Linked DNA regions of Homo sapiens: region 2 is linked to region 1. Evidence: chromatin contacts called from ENCODE Hi-C or POLR2A ChIA-PET data. All regions are on one chromosome and are shown on one strand. The core of a region is the stretch at or near the end of the contact, and the rest is flanking DNA. Distances in the headings are between cores, read along the strand shown.

Evidence for each region. A loop is a pair of places that touch in the nucleus more often than their neighbours do. ChIA-PET counts read pairs that join two places held with the same protein, here RNA polymerase II (POLR2A). Pooled maps may share reads with other maps.
Region 2: a loop to region 1 is called in a pooled map of gastrocnemius medialis, with 2.6 times the contacts of the local background. The contact joins two enhancer-like sites. A Hi-C loop is called at or near these places in 5 of 168 maps with a recorded cell type or tissue (B cell, CD4-positive, alpha-beta memory T cell, CD8-positive, alpha-beta T cell and 2 more), 3 of 37 single-sample maps with no recorded cell type and 17 of 50 pooled maps. POLR2A ChIA-PET finds 5 or more read pairs at or near these places in 4 of 52 experiments (BJ, HepG2, K562 and 1 more).

Annotation. Positions count from the first base shown.
Region 1 is chr19:16,459,164-16,466,807 of GRCh38, forward strand. The region is part of intron 1 of EPS15L1 (epidermal growth factor receptor pathway substrate 15 like 1); the gene reads right to left. Among named protein-coding and RNA genes, the nearest start is that of EPS15L1, 9.0 kb to the right of the region's middle. RefSeq lists enhancers at 2,467-3,134, 3,135-3,802, 5,513-6,437. Within about 2 kb of position 3,773, at least 8 of the 41 ENCODE cell types and tissues checked have a DNase peak (open chromatin) inside an H3K27ac peak, as active enhancers do; they include gastrocnemius medialis, where a contact is called at or near this core.
Region 2 is chr19:16,668,604-16,676,247 of GRCh38, forward strand. All of the region lies in intron 1 of TMEM38A (transmembrane protein 38A), which reads left to right. Among named protein-coding and RNA genes, the nearest start is that of TMEM38A, 11 kb to the left of the region's middle. Within about 2 kb of position 3,079, at least 4 of the 41 ENCODE cell types and tissues checked have a DNase peak (open chromatin) inside an H3K27ac peak, as active enhancers do; they include gastrocnemius medialis, where a contact is called at or near this core.

The DNA of each region.
Region 1 (7,644 bases), core at 2,523-5,022:
CAGTCCATCATGGTTATGCGGTGCGTGACTGCATTCCCTATGCTTGGGGCCGCTGCCTGCTGCAGGCCAACGCCCTGCTCTAAGATGACCCTAGGTTCCCCCAAATGAAATAAGTCCCTCCTGCCTCCACACTCCCATAGCCCCAAACTTTGACAAGGGACACTTCCTGAAGTTGATTTGATGGAAAAGCTGCTGTAATGACCGGCCCCTCTCACTACATTCTTAATGCCTGGAGGGTGGAGGGATCACGCTGTGCCCTCCTAGAAGCAGGCCTTCAGTAAATGTCTGTTGAGGGCATGGGTGAGATTAAAGTGTTGAGGGAGGCAGGTGGTGGGCTGAGTGCAGGAAGGTGCAGTTGGTAGTGGGGAGCGGGCAGACATAGCTCTGTGGCTCAGTAGCAGTGAGGACAAGCCACCAAGCCACCCTGGGCCTCAGTGTCCCCATCTGTAAAATGAGAATAGACAGCACCTGGCCTGAGGATGCTGGTAAGTCCCAAATGAGAATATGCAAGTGAAATACACTCTGCAATGGGAAGCCATTATTACATCCCCTATTATGGTTACTCTTGTATTATTATTCCTGAGACAGGGGAGCAGGCCGTATTTACAAAGAATGGTGGGCGGGGAGGGAGGTCAGGCAAGGCTGTGAATCAGCACGTGAGTTGCAGGTGTAAAATCACAGTCCTTATAGCCTGCCCTGCCAATTGATCTTTGCCAAGCAATAAAGTATTTCAACAAATGTTGGCTACACTATGGTACATATGGTAGCCATTTGCTCTCTCAACTCAACAGCTAAGCAGCTCCCAACATCTAGGATAGAACAATATTTCAGTTTGGGAATGGTGGCTCAGGCCTGTAATCCCAACACTTTGGAGATTAAGGCAGGAGGATCCCTTAAGGTCAGGAATTCAAGACCAGCCTGGGCAAAACAGTGAGACCCTAGCCCTACAAAAATTAAAAATCAGAAAATTAGCTGGGCGTGGTGGTGTGCTGAGGAGCACCTGCAGTCCCAGCTACTAAGGAGGCTGAGACAGGAGGATGAACCCAGGAGTCTGAGGCTGCAGTGAGCCGTGATGGCACCACTGCACTCCAACCTGGGCGACAGAGCCTGTCTCTAAAAATAAAAAAAGAACAGTGTTTCACCAATTCTCTTAGTCTCAGCTGTCATTTTCTTAAAAAAAATACAATTTTACACACAGCAGATAAGTACACACCTGTAAAAACCCACTTAGTGTGAATTAAAGGACATTTTAAATGTGCATTAAATGTGAATTAAAGGACATTTTCTAGTGGCTAAGAGTCAACAACAACAAATTAAATCAATAAAGTCAACTGACTATAAATGCCAACTCAGAGGCTGGCCTAAAAGAAAATGCCAACTCCATGGCCTGGTGTGAGCAAGCAAAATAACAGCAACAATTTGCACCCTGGTGATGGACAACCTTGCCCAGCCCATCAGCAATTGTGGAGCCTGCTCCTCCACTCCAGAAGCCTCGACCCACAGAGAAAGTTTCCAAAGCCAGCACGGGGGTGCCGCGGGCACAGAGCGTTCTAGTTCTCAGCAAAGAAAAAACTCAAAGGGAAGAACGTTTGCAAGAACATGCGCCTAGGCCAATCGTGTCTGGGACCCCCCAACCACAAACAGTGCCATTTGTAGGGTGTGGGGGGAATTGAGGGGGACAGTCCATCCCCATAACCGTACAGTCCTGGTTAAACACGCTCAGTGTGAGGGCCTCATCATCAAGTTTTTTCGTGTTTCATCTTTCCCCTTTGGAGAGTGTGAAATGAGATAGTTTTCTCTTCCACTGGAAAATATAAAATTGAAAAGCACGTCCTCTTCAGATTAAGAAAAGCCAGCTGGGGCCAGGCGCGGTGGCTCACGCCTGTAATCCCAGCACTTTGGGAGGCCGAGGCGGGCGGATCATGAGGTCAGGAGATCGAGACCATCCTGGCTAACACGGTGAAACCCCGTCTCTACTAAAAATACAAAAATTAGCCGGGCGTGGTGGCAGGCGCCTGTAGTCCCAGCTACTCAGGAGGCTGAGGCAGGAGAATGGCATGAACCCGGGAGACGGAGCTTGCAGTGAGCCGAGATTGCGCCACTGCACTCCAGCCTGGGCGACAGAGCAAGACTCCGTCTCTTAAAAAAAAAAAAAAAAAGAAAGAAAGAAAAGCCAGCTGGGCATAGTGGCTGACACATGCAATCCCAGCACTTTCGGAGGCCGAGGCAGGTGGATCGCTTTGAGCTCAGGAGTTCGAAACTGGCCTAGGCAACATGGAGAAACCCCATCTCTACAAAAAATACAAAAATTGGCAGGGTGTGGTGGCATACACGTGTGGTCCCAGCTACTCGGAGGGCTGAGGCTGGAAAATCACTTGAACCCAAGAGGCAAAGGTTGCGGTGAGCTGAGATCGCGCCACTGCACTCCAGCCTGGGTCACAGAGTGAGACTCTGTCTCAAAAAAAAGAAAGAAAGAAAGAAAGAAAAGCCAGTTTTCTACAGATTGGCGTAATGACAGAGGCACACTTGTTGATGTCACTTACACAAGAGGAAAGCCCTTTCCTCACCCTCTGATGAGCGGAGGTGAGGAGGTAGCAGGGCCCCAGCCCTGGTGGTGCCCTGACTGCTGTCACCGGCCAGTGGGCTCGAGCAGGCGGCTCTGGGCCCTGTGCCTGTTTCTTCACCCAAGAGACAAAACGTTCCCTTCTGTCAACTACCCTCAAAGACAGCTGGAGAGACAGACTGCGCTCCTGGCTGCTGTTCCAAGTACCCAGCCTCCAATCAACAGATATCACCAGCCTACTATGTGCCAGGAGCCCAGATTTCAGGGGCTGGGAACCCAGCAGGGAGCAGGAAAGACAGAGCTCCTCGACCCTCCCGGAGCCCATGGTGTGGCAATCATAGGACAAAATGGTGGCTTTGGAGCCCATGGTCTGATTCAGACGCCTGTTCTCCATGGGGGTCTGACCAGTTGTTTTACCTCTCTCCCTCTCAGTTTCCTCATCTAGAAACAAGCACAGGGACAATGGCACCATTGTTGGTCCCACAACATTCCCTCACTCCTGCATCAGACCTGTGCCCCAAATCTCTCCCCAGGGCCCAGAGCTGCCTGCCTGGGCCCACTCACTGGTGAGGGCAGTCAGGGTACCACCAGGGCTGGGGTCCCGTTGCCACCTGTTCTGGGAGACCAGGTTACCAGAATCAGGGAAGTGGGGGGGAGGGCATGGTGGCTCACACCTGTAATCCCAGCACTTTGGGGGGCCAAGGTGGGTGGATCACTAGAGGCCAGGAGTTCGAGACCAGCCTGGCCAACATGGTGAAACCCTGTCTCTACTAAAAATACAAAAATACAAAAAAATTAGCCAGGCTTGGTGGTGTGCACCTGTAATCCCAGCTACTTGGGAGGCTGAGGCAGAATTGCTTGAGCCCAGATGGCGGAAGCTGCAGTGAGCCAAGATCATGCCATTACACTCCAGCCTGGGTGACAAAGCGGGACTCCACCTCAAGAAAAAATAAAGTAAAACAAAGAATCAGGGAAGTGGGACTCTGAGAAGGCAGAGAGGGGGCCAGGAAGCTGTGAAGATGGTGGTGGGAGACAGGGCCTGTGCAAAGGGTGGGGGCAGGACACTGGTCCACGCAGTGTACAGCCAGTCAGAGAGGCTGCACCCAGCTGCTTCCTCCAGGCCTGTTGGAACAGAGGAGGGAAAAGACAAAAGGAGGCACAGGCGCCCTCTTCCTCCTGTCCTTTATTCCCAGCCCAGTGGAGGTGATTCATCCCACCGCTGTGGGTGCCACCTGACTTCCACGAGTGTGTCACACTATGTCCTAATTTTCTGTGTGCCTGGGTGCCCAGCTGCAGTTGAGCTGACCTGGAGGGTGGGGCTCGGTTTTATTTATCTTGGTCCCAAGACAGCACACAGTAGCTCAGCAGACAGAATCTCATGGTGCCCCAGCCCCAGAGCTGGTCTTCTTTTTGACTGTACCTAAATGTGGGGTCTCACGTGGCTTGGAGGGTTTCCTGCAAAGTGATGGGTTTTGACTCAACTGACACAGCCACAGCCCACCAGGCTCTGCCCACCAGGCACTCCCACTGCTGCTGTCCTGGCTCCCTGAAGGTGGCCTCAACCTGACGGTTGCAGACACTATGCCTGCTTCTTCCCCCTGCTTCCTCTCCCACCTAGACCCTCACCTGTCCAAACAGCTACCCCACATATTCCTTTCACCCCCAGCCCTTTCTACTCTTCCTGAAACAACCTCAGGCCAGGTTCCTCTTGATCACTTCATGCCCATATCACAGAGACTGTCTCGGAGCTAGAACCCAGCTCCAAGCACTCCCTGTGTAAGCAGCCAGATCATCTAAAGGTGTCACTCCTCAAGAACCTGCCATAGCTCCCTACTGCCTCTCATAATGTGGCCCATGCTACTCTTCCCTCAACAGATGATTGTTGAGCACCTGAGTGCCAGCTGCAGCCTGGCAAACAAGGATGAATAAAACAGGCACAGTCTCTGCCCTTGTGGACCTAGTCTAGGTGGTTGGGGAAGACAGACCATCAATCAACCCCGCAAAGAGAAAATTATAAACGGCTAAATGGAAAAGGTGTCCATCTCCACCAGTGGTAACAGAGATGCTGGGCCAGTTTGTCAGGAAAGGCTTCCCTGAGGAAGTGATGCCCCAGCTGATATGAAAAGGTGTAGGGATTCACCAGAGGATGAAGGGTTTGGAAAGAGCATTCCAGAGAGAGGGAATAGCAGATGCAAACGCCTTGAGGCAAGATGAAGGATCGCCTGCGCAGATGACAGAAAGAGGGGCCAGGGGGCCACAGAGCAGAGGGAATGAGGACTGCAGGCCTGGGAAACACGGGGAGCAGGTGTGCTGTCAGCTGCCGGTAGCAGCGCCTGATCCAGCCTGGCTGGTGTGCCCAAGAGGAGGAGAAGTGACTTTATGTCAGCCTGACCTGCAGGCAGTCAGTAAACAGATTCTGTTATCAGGTCTACATTCCACACCACAGGCAGTGCAGATGGAAATCCGAGACAAATGTCTGTGGTCATCTGTGACCTTTACTTTCACCCCAAAGCTTGTAGTATCAAGAGCTGGGACTCCTATGAAGGGAAAAGCCCAAAGAAGCTTTAAGAGCTAATGGTCTGCACTCCATGCAGGAGCAAACTTCAGGGCCACCACTCTGACCAGCGGTAAAACCCAGTCCAGCGCGAAGGACAGTGGGCAGGTCTCAGCTCCTCAGCCCCCACCAGCCACTGGCCACTCTCTCGGCAAGCAGACATCCTGTCAGTTCGGCCGATTTGTAGCCCAGACACAAACTCTCACGTCTTATTTACCAAAAGACCTTCCTCCTCTCATCCCTGAGCTGCCTAAATTAAAGGAAGGACATGAACCCCAAAGTCCCAGCCGCATGTTTTGGCCCTTTGACCTAGACCTGCAGCCTCTCAGCTCTGGCTCAGTCCTCTTTGCCTCCGTGTGAAAGGCTATTCCCCATGGCCTAGACCAGGGGTGTCCAATCTTTTGGCTTCCCTGGGCCACACTAGAATTGTCTTGGGCCACACATAAAATACACTAACACTAACACTAACACTAACACTAACACTAACACTAATGATAGCTGATGAGCTTTAAAAAATTCACGGGTGGGCATGGTGGCTCACGCCTGTAATCCCAGCACTTTGGGAGGCCAAGGCGGGCAGATCACAAGGTCAGATCGAGACCATCCTGCCTAACCAGTGAAACCCCGTCTCTACTAAAAATACAAAAAATTAGCCAGGTGTGGTGGCGGGTGCCTGTAGTCCCAGCTACGCAGGAGGCTGAGGCAGTAGAATGGCATGAACCCAGGAGGCGGAGCTTGCAGTGAGCCGAAATTGCACCACTGCACTCCAGCCTGGGCAACAGAGCGAGACTTAGTCTCAAAAAAAAAAAAAAAATTCACAAGAAAACCTCATAATGTTTTAGGAAAGTTTACAAATTTGTGTTGGGCTGCATTCAAAGCCATCCTGGGCCACATGCAGCCATGGGTTGGACAAGCTTGGCCTACACCAAACACGCCCTCTCCTCCATACAACCATGTCCAACACCCAAATGGAAGCCAGTCATCTGCCCCTCCTGCAGCTTGGACCACCCGTGACCTGAGCCTCTGCTGTGGGCCGGGCCTGGACAACTCAATTCTGCATGGGCCAGGAGCACTGATTACCACTCTGGCAGGGAAACCTTTGGATTCTCCTAAAGACAACTGGCTGGGAGTGGTGGCTCACACCTGTAATCTCAGCGCTTTGGAGGCAGAGGCAGGAGGATCACTTGAGGTCAGGAGTTCGAAACCAGCCTGGGCAACATAGCAAGATCCTGTCTCTACAAAAAAATTAAAAATTAGCCAGGTGTGGTGTTGCATGCCTGTAGTCTCAGTTCCTTGAGAGGCTGAGGTGGGAGGCTCACTTGAGGCCAAGAGTCGAGGCTGCAATGAGCTTTGATTGCACCACTGTACTCCAGCGTAGGCAATAGAGCAAGAGCCTGTCTCTAAAGGAAAAAGGAAGACAATAAGCAGGCCTTTCCATGTCCCTCTCTACCTTTTAATGAGATGAGATTAAAGTAATAAAATAAAAACTCAGACTACATGATATCTAATAACTAGGTATAAAAACAAATGAGGTTAGGAGATGTCATAAACTTAAAAACAAACAAACAAAAAAATAACTTTCCAAGACAAGAAACTATGGTGCAATGAAGAGGCCTGAACCTGTGTCAGAAAAGCCATGTCTGCCTGAGCTCACTGGGTACAAACTTGGGCAAGGGACGTAACAATCTCTGGCCTCACTTTATCTATTTTTTTTTTTTTTTTTTTTGAGACAGAGTCTTGCTCTGTCACCCAGGCTGGAGTACAGTGGTGCAATCTCGGCTCACTGCAACCTCCACCTCTCAGGTCCAAGCAATTCTCCTGCCTCAGCCTCCTGAGGAGCTGGGACTACAGGCATGTGCCACCACGCCTGGCTAATTTTTGTATTTTAGTAGAGACAGGGTTTCAGCATGTTGGCCAGGCTGGTCTTGAACTCTCGACCTCCAGTGATCTGCCCTTCCTGGCCTCCAGTGATCTGCCCCTCTTGCCCCTATACACTGAAGATAATACTGGCCAGAGTGACCGGGAGGATGAACCAGGCAATCTATGATGTTTTCTTTACTCAGTCCTTCCAGCCTGGTGGTGAGACCTTTCCTGACCTCCATCATCAGATCGGAACCTGCCCTGCTCTACTCATCTCACAGCATCAATCCCCACCGAATGCACTACACATTGGGCTCATTTCTTTATATCTGGGCCCCTCCCAACGATGTCAGCCCCGTGAGGCGGCACTGCCTTCAGATTCACTGTTCCATCCACTGCCCAGAAAGTGTCCAGCAAAAAGAAGATGCCAAATAAATACTCACTGAACGAACAGTGTGATCTACAAAAGGCAGGCATGAGGGCCAGGCGCGGTGCCTCCTGCCTGTAATCCCAGCACTTTGGGAGGCTGAGGCAGACAGATCACTTGAGGTCAGGAGTTCGAGACCAGCCTAGGCAACATAGTGAAACTCCATCTCTACTAAAAATACAAAAATTAGCTGGGTGTGGTAGTGGGCGCCTGTAATCCCAGCTACTCAGGAGGCTGAGA
Region 2 (7,644 bases), core at 1,829-4,328, 210 kb after region 1:
TGTTGGGATTACAGACATGAGCCACTGCACCCGGCCAACCACTGATCTTTCTTTCTACTACCTCCAGAGTTTTGCCTTTTCCAGAATGTCCTTTAGTTGGAATCATGCAGTATGTACCCCTTTCAGACTGGCTTCTTTCACTTAGGAATATGCATTTAAGGTTCCTCCATGTCTTTTCATGTCTTGATAGCTCACTGGATAATATTTCTTTCTTTTTTCTTTTTCTTTCTTTTTTTTTTTTTTGAAATGGACTTTGCTCTTGTTACCCAGGCTGGAGTGCAATGGTTTGATCTTGGCTCACTGCAACCTCTGCCTCCCAGGTTCAAGTGATTCTCCTGTGTCAGCCTCCTAAGCAGCTAGGATTACAAGCATGTGCCACCACGCCTGGCTAATTTTTTGTATTTTTAGTAGAGATGGGGTTTCTCCATGTTGGCCAGGCTGGTCTCGAACTCCCGACCTCAGGTGATCTGCCCGCCTTGGCCTCCCAAAGTGTTGGGATTACAGGCGTGAGCCACTGCACCCGGCCAAATAGTATTTCATAGTAAGGATGTTTCATGGTTTGTTTATCCACTCACTCCCTGCAGGACATCTTGGTTGCAGTTTTAACTTTTTTTTTTTTTTTTTGAGACGGAGTCACTCTGTTGCCAGGCTGGAGTGCAGTGGTGTGATCTCGGCTCACTGCAACCTCCGGCTCACTGGTTCAAGCAATTCTCCTGCCTCAGCCTCCTGAGTAGCTAGGATTACAGGTGCCCGCCACCATGCCCAGCTAATTTTTGTGTTTTTAGTAGAGACAGGGTTTCACCATGTTGGCCAGGCTAGTCTTGAACTCCTGACCTCAAGTGATCCACCCGCCTCAGCCTCCCAAAGTGCTGGGATTACAGGTGTGAGCCACCACACCCAGACAAGTTTTAACATTTTTCATATGCTGTTAGGACCAAAGAAAACCATTCTTTGATCCCTGATTTGAGATCTCTGGTTTGAACTACAAGCTTTTTGAGGGCAGGAGGCTGTTGACTCCTGCTCCACCTTGTGAGGGAGAGGCTGCTATCTCCATTTAACAGGGGAGGAAACTGAGGCAGAATGCTGAGCTCAAAAGCTCAGGAGGAGAAGACTGGTCCTAGAGTCACTGAGAGACTCGGTCAGTACCCCATGCTTCATACACCTCTGACTGAATAGCACAGTGCTAGAGTGCCCTGGGGACCCTTCTAGTACCACCCAGTCATCTGCAAATGAGGCATTGACCCCTGAAAAGGGAAAGTCACAGAGTCCATTGCAGACCAGGACTTAGGGACCCAAAGCTTTTTCCTCTCTTCTGAGGCAGAGCTGATTTTTTTCTGTTTGTTTATTTATTTATTTATTTTTATTTTATTATTTTATTTTTTTGAGACAGAGTTTCGCTATTATCGCCCAGGTTGGAGTGCAGTGGCGCGATCTCAGCTCACCGCAACCTCCGCCTCATGGGTTCAAGCGATTCTCCTGCCTCAGCCTCCCGAGTAGCTGGGACTACAGGTGCCTGTCACCACGCCCAGCTGATTTTTGTATTTTTAATAGAGATGGGGTTTCATTCTATTGGCCAGGCTGATCTCGAATTCCTGACCTTGTGATCCACCCGCCTCGGTCTCCCAAAGTGCTGGGATTACAGGCATCAGCCACTGCGCCCGGCCTGTTTTTTGTTTTTTTTTTTTTTTGAGACAGAGTTTTGCTCCTATTTCCCAGGTTGGAGTGCAGTGGCATGATCTCGACTCACTGCAACCTCCGCCTCCCAGGTTCAAGCGATTCTCCTGCCTCAGCTGCCGGAGTAGCTGGGATTACAGGCATGAGCTACCGTGCCCAGCCGAGGCAGAGCTGATTTTTAAAAAATCCATCTACTGAAATTTCCACCCACAGGTACTTTCCATTTCCGCACTGTTCCAGAAATACCTCTTGCGTCGTTGCTAGGCGCTAAGCAATCTCTTTTTCACCCTCACAGGCATCTTTGGAAATGACTGATATAGATCTGGTGTGGTCACCTTGTCCAGGCTTTCCCAAGATGAGCATCGAAAGTCCCATGTCCAGCCGGGTGCGGGGGCTCATGCCTGTAATCCCAGCACTCTGGGAGGCCGAGGAAGGTGGATCACCTGAGGTCAGGAGTTTGAGACCAGCCTGGCCAACATGGAGAAATCCCATCTCTACTAAAAATACAAAAGTTAGCCGGGCCTGGTGGCGGGTGCCTGTAATCCCAGGTACTCGGGAGGCTGAGGCAGGAGAATCACTTGAACCCGGGAGGTGGAGGTTGCATCAAGCCAAGATCGCACCACTACACTCCAGCCTGGGCGACAGAGCAAGACCCCATCTCAAAAAAAGAATAAAAGAAAGTCCCATGTCCCAGGAAACCCCTGGGACCCAGGCAAAGGGGGATAGTTGGTCACCCTAGACCGCCTCCCCCTCCTACATATGGGCAAACTGAGGCCCAGGGAAGGGAGGGACTAGCCTAAGCTCACCCAGTCAGAGGGGAATGTGTTCATGGCATGCGGCAGTTGAAAACCTATTGGCTTCATGGGGCTGTCCCAAACCCATCAAGAGAAACCAAGGAGTATGGAAAGGGGAAAGGACCTGGGCTTTTTTTTTTTTTTTTTTTTTTGAGGCGGAGTCTCACTCTGTCACTCAGGCTGGAGTGCAGTGGCACGATCTTGGCTCACTGCAATTTCCGCCTCCTGGGTTCAAGCAATTCTGCCTCAGCCTCCTGAGTAGCTGGGATTATAGCCATCCGCCACCATACCCAGCTAATTTTTGTATTTTTAGTGGAGACGGGGTTTCACCATGTTGGCCAGGCTGGTCTCAAACTCAAACTCCTGACCTCAAGTGATCCACCTGCCTCGGCCTCCCAGAATGCTGGGATTACAGGTGTGAGCCACTGCGCCTGGCCGTCATCTTGGTCTTTTGACAGTGAAGCAAACTAAGGCTTGGGGGGGCAGGCAGTCACTTGCCCAAGGCCATGCTAGAGTGAGTAGCAGAGCCAGAAGCTAGGCATGTGATGAGGTTTTGCCATGTTGCCCAGGCTGGTCTTGAACTCCTGAGCTCAAGTGATCTGCCTGCCTTGGCCTCCGAAAGTGCTGGGATTACGGGTGTGAGCCACCGCGCCCAGCCGGCATGTGACTTTTATAGCAGGGCACACACATACTGCAAACATGGGCATCTGCCCGTCAGAGCGTAACTCATGCAAACGCTAGGTCCCTACCCCCACTCCCCAACCTCGGTCCCTGGGATGATCCCAGAGGGCACAAGAAAGATCCTGGAAAGAATTCAGTCCCTGGGAGTTATTTTTAGATGCAGAGGTATCCATTTCTGCAAAACATGGGTGCCTCACCCGACCTGGCCTCTGCACAGGCCACCAGCTGCTCTGAGGGATTAACTCTCAGCCAGTTGTGTTTTAAATAGACCCTAGGAGAGGAGCTGAAGCATTTTACCTCATACCCTAGGACCTTGGTCAATGGTAAGACGTAGGACAACCTTGAGAGCAGGGAGAAGCTGCATTTTGGGCTCATAACTCCAGGGTGAGGTTAGAGGAGGGAAAAGCTCATTCCAGTCCTCATCAGGAGTTAGACAAAGAAGCAACGTTCTACTTTGTTTTTTAAAAAAAGAGATGTGGAGAGAAAAAAGTGGCTTGTTCAAGATCACATTGTTAGTTGGTGGGGATAGCGAGGAGAGGGGCAAGTGTATTGATTACTTACTCTAAAACAGGGATGTCCAATCTTTTGGCTTCCCTGGGCCATGTTTGATGAAGAATTATCTTGGGCCTCACATAAAATACACTCACACTAACGATAGCTGATGAGCTTAAAAAAAAATCACAAAAAAACCTCATTTTTTTTTTTTTTTTTTTTGAGGCAGAGTCTTGCTCTGTGGCCCAGGCTGGAGTGCAGTGGTGTGACCTTGGCTCACTGCAACCTCCACCTCCTGAATTCAAGTGATTCTCATGTCTCAGCTTCCCAAGTAGCTGAGATTACAGGCGCATGCCACCACGCCCGGCTACTTTTTGTATTTTTAGTAGAGATGGGGGTTTCACCATGTTGGCTAGGCTGGTCTCGAACTCCTGACCTCAAGTGATCCACCTGCCTTGGCCTCCCAAAGTGTTGAGATTACAGGTGTGAGCCACTGAGCCCGGCCATAAGTGTATCATTTTGCAGCCCAACCTTTTCACTCAGCAGTAAGCTTATGGGACTTGTCTTTGTTGATACATCTAAAACAGAGATTCTCAACCAGAAGGGATTCTGTTCCCAAAGGATAAATTTGGCAATATCTGGAGACATTCTTGGTTGTCACAGCTGTGTGGTGCCACTGTCATCTAGTGGGTGGAAGCCAGGGATGCTGCTTAACATGCTATAATGCACAGAATGCCCCCATAGCAAAAAATGATCTGATCCCAAATGTCAACAGAGCTGAGGTTGAAAAACCCTGATCAAGGTCTAGTTCACTTTTCTTTTTCTTTTTGTTTGTTTGTTTGTTTGTTTGTTTCTGAGATGGAGCCTCCCTCTGTCGCCCAGGCTGGAGTGCAGTGGCGCAATCTTGGCTCACTGCAACCTCCACCTCCCGGGTTCAAGCGATTCTCCTACCTCAGCCCCCTGAGTAGCTGGGATTACAGGCACCTGCCACCATGCCTGGCTAATTTTTGTATTTTTAGTAAAGACAGCGTTTCACCATGTCGGCCAGGCTGGTCTCAAACTCCTGACCTCAAGTGATCCGCCTGCCTTGGCCTCCCAAAGTGCTGGGTGAGCCACTGCACCCAGCCTGGTTCACTTTTAAATAGCTACTCTATGGCACTCCACATTTTGTGGCTTCCCACAGCTTTACTAAGAGACTGTTGATTTCACTTTTCTCCTGTTGCAACATTGTATCAGTGAAACATCTTCCTTCTCTAAGTCTTTGTTTATGGTGCTTGTTTCTTTGGGGTTAATAGCAAGGAGTGGAATTGCTGGGGTCCAGGGGATGCACAGCTTCATATTTCCCTGGTATTGCCAAGTTGCCTCTAACATGGTAATGCCCACTGATGCGCTCACCTGGATTTGTAGGAGAAACTCTGGCATTGATGATTATTTCCCCCTGTGAGGTTGACCAAGCTAAGAAGAACGTAATTCCTTTTACAGAGTAGAGTGCACTACACCTTTCTCAATTAATAAATGGAACAGAGAAGGTCATTGTTGTTACAATGTCACCAGAAATGCGCAGGCCTGCTGGTGGCTCACACCTGAAATCCCAGCACTTTGGGAGGCCAAGGCAGGAGGATCATTTGAAGCCAGGAGTTCAAGAGCAGCCTGGGCCACACAGTGAGATCCTATCTTTACAAAAAAAGAAAAAAAAAAAAGTATAAAAATTGGCCAGGCATGGTGGCACACGTCTGTACTCCTAGCTACTTGGAAGGCTCAAGCCCAGGAGTTTGAGGCTGCAGTGAGCTATGATTGCATCACTGCACTCCAGCCTGGGTGACAGAGCGAGATGCTGTCTCTTAAAAAAAGTGTCCAGGGCCAGGCGCTGTGGTTCATGCCTGTAATCCCAGCACTTTGGGAGGCCAAGGTGGGTGGATCACCTGAGGTCAGGAGTTCGAGACCAGTTTGGCCAACTTGGAGAAACCCCCTGTCTACTAAAACTACAAAACTTAGCTAGGCGTGGTGGCAGGTGCCTGTAATCCCAGCTACTTGGGAGGCTGAGGCAGGAGAATCACTTGAACCTAGGAGGAGGCGGAGATTGCAGTGAGCCGAGATCACACCACTGCACTCCAGCCTGGGCGACAGAGCAAAACTCTTGTCTCCAAAAAAAAAAAAAAAAAAAGTTGGGGGGATCCAACACAACCATGATGACTTTATGTTTGCTAGAATGTAAATTCCATGAGGGCAGGGACCTCACCTGTCTTGTTCATTATTGTAATACCAGGACCCAAGGCCGGGCGCCGTGGCTCACACCTATAATCCCAGCACTTTGGGAGGCTGAGGTGGGCAGATCACCTGAGGTCGGGAGTTTGAGACCAGCCTGACCAACATGGAGAAAACTTGTCTCTACTAAAAATACAAAATTAGCCGGGCGTGGTGGTCCATGCCTGTAATCCTAGCTAGTCGGGAGGCTGAGGCAGGAGGATTGCTTAAACCCAGGAGGCAGAGGTTGCAGTGAGCCAAGATCGCGCCATTGAACTCCAGCCTGCGCAACAAGAGCGAAACACCGTCTCAAACAAACAACAACAACAAAAAAAAACCAGGACCCAGAGGGATGCACATTTCCCATAAATTCATTCACAGTTATTTCTTGAACCCATACAATGTGTCCAACACAGCCCCCATTCAGTGGCAGAGAAGGCCTCCGTGGTTGCTGAACTCACGGAGGGATGAAGATCAAATCCACCCGTTGAATGTATCATTAGTATATACAGATTTCTTAATCTGTTGCAGATGCTATAATCTGTTGCAGTGGCAATAAACCAGTAGACCAGGTGGCTGATAAACAACAAATTTATTTCTCAGAGTTCTGGAGGCTGGAAGTCTGAGATCAGGGCACTAACATGGTCAAGTTCTAATGAGGGCCCTCTTCTGGCTTGCAGATGATCAACCTCTCCTTGTGTCCTCATATGGTAGACAGCAGAGAGCAGCAGGCTTTCTCATGACTCTTATTTGTTTATTTATTGAGATAGAGTCTTGCTCTGTCACCCAGGCTGGAGTGCAGTGCCTTGATCACGGCTCACTGCAGCCTCAACCTTCCAGGCTCAAGTGGTCCTCCCACCTCAGAAGTAGCTGGGAATACAGACACCTGCCATCACGCCCAGCTAATTTTTATTGTTGTTGTTGTTTTAGAGATGAGATTTCACTATGTTCCCAGGGCTGGTCTGGAACTCCTAGGCTCAAGAGATCCTCTGGCCTCAGCCTCCCAAAGTGCTGGGATTACAGGTGTGAGTCACCACGCCTGGCCTCTCTTGACTATTTTTTTTTTTTTTTTTTTTTAGAGACAGAGTCTCACTCTGTCGCCCAGGCTGGAGTGCAATGGTGCAATCTCAGCTCACTGCAACCTCTGCCTCCCGGGTTGAAGCGATTCTCCTACCTCTGCCTCCCTAGTAGCTGGGACTACAGGCGCCTCCCGCAACGCCCAGCTAATTTTTGTATTTCTAGTAGAGACAGGGTTTCACCATATTGGCCAGGCTGGTCTCGAACTCCTGACCTTGTCATCTGCCCGCCTCAGCCTCCCAAAGTGCTGGGATGACAGGCGTGAGCCACCATTTATAAAGGCTCTAACCCCGTTCGTGAGGGGTCTACCCTGGTGACATAATCACCTCCCAAAGGCCCGACCTCCTAATGCTATCACAAGCGGGGAGGGGTAGGATTTCAACATACGAATTTTGGAGAGACAGAAACATTCTGTCCACAACAGACACTCTTTCTCTTCCCTGCTAAAAATAGACAAAACTGATTATTTCTTTTGCTTAGTCTTTTGATTTGACTAATAAGAGATCACATTTTGGCCGGGCGCGGTGGCTCACACCTGTAATCCCAGCACTTTGTGAGGCCGAGGCAGGCGGATCACGAGGTCAGGAGATTGAGACCATCTTGGCTAACACAGTGAAACCCCGTCTCTACTAAAATTACAAAAAATTGGGCGTGCTGGCGGGTGCCTGTAGTCCCAGCTACT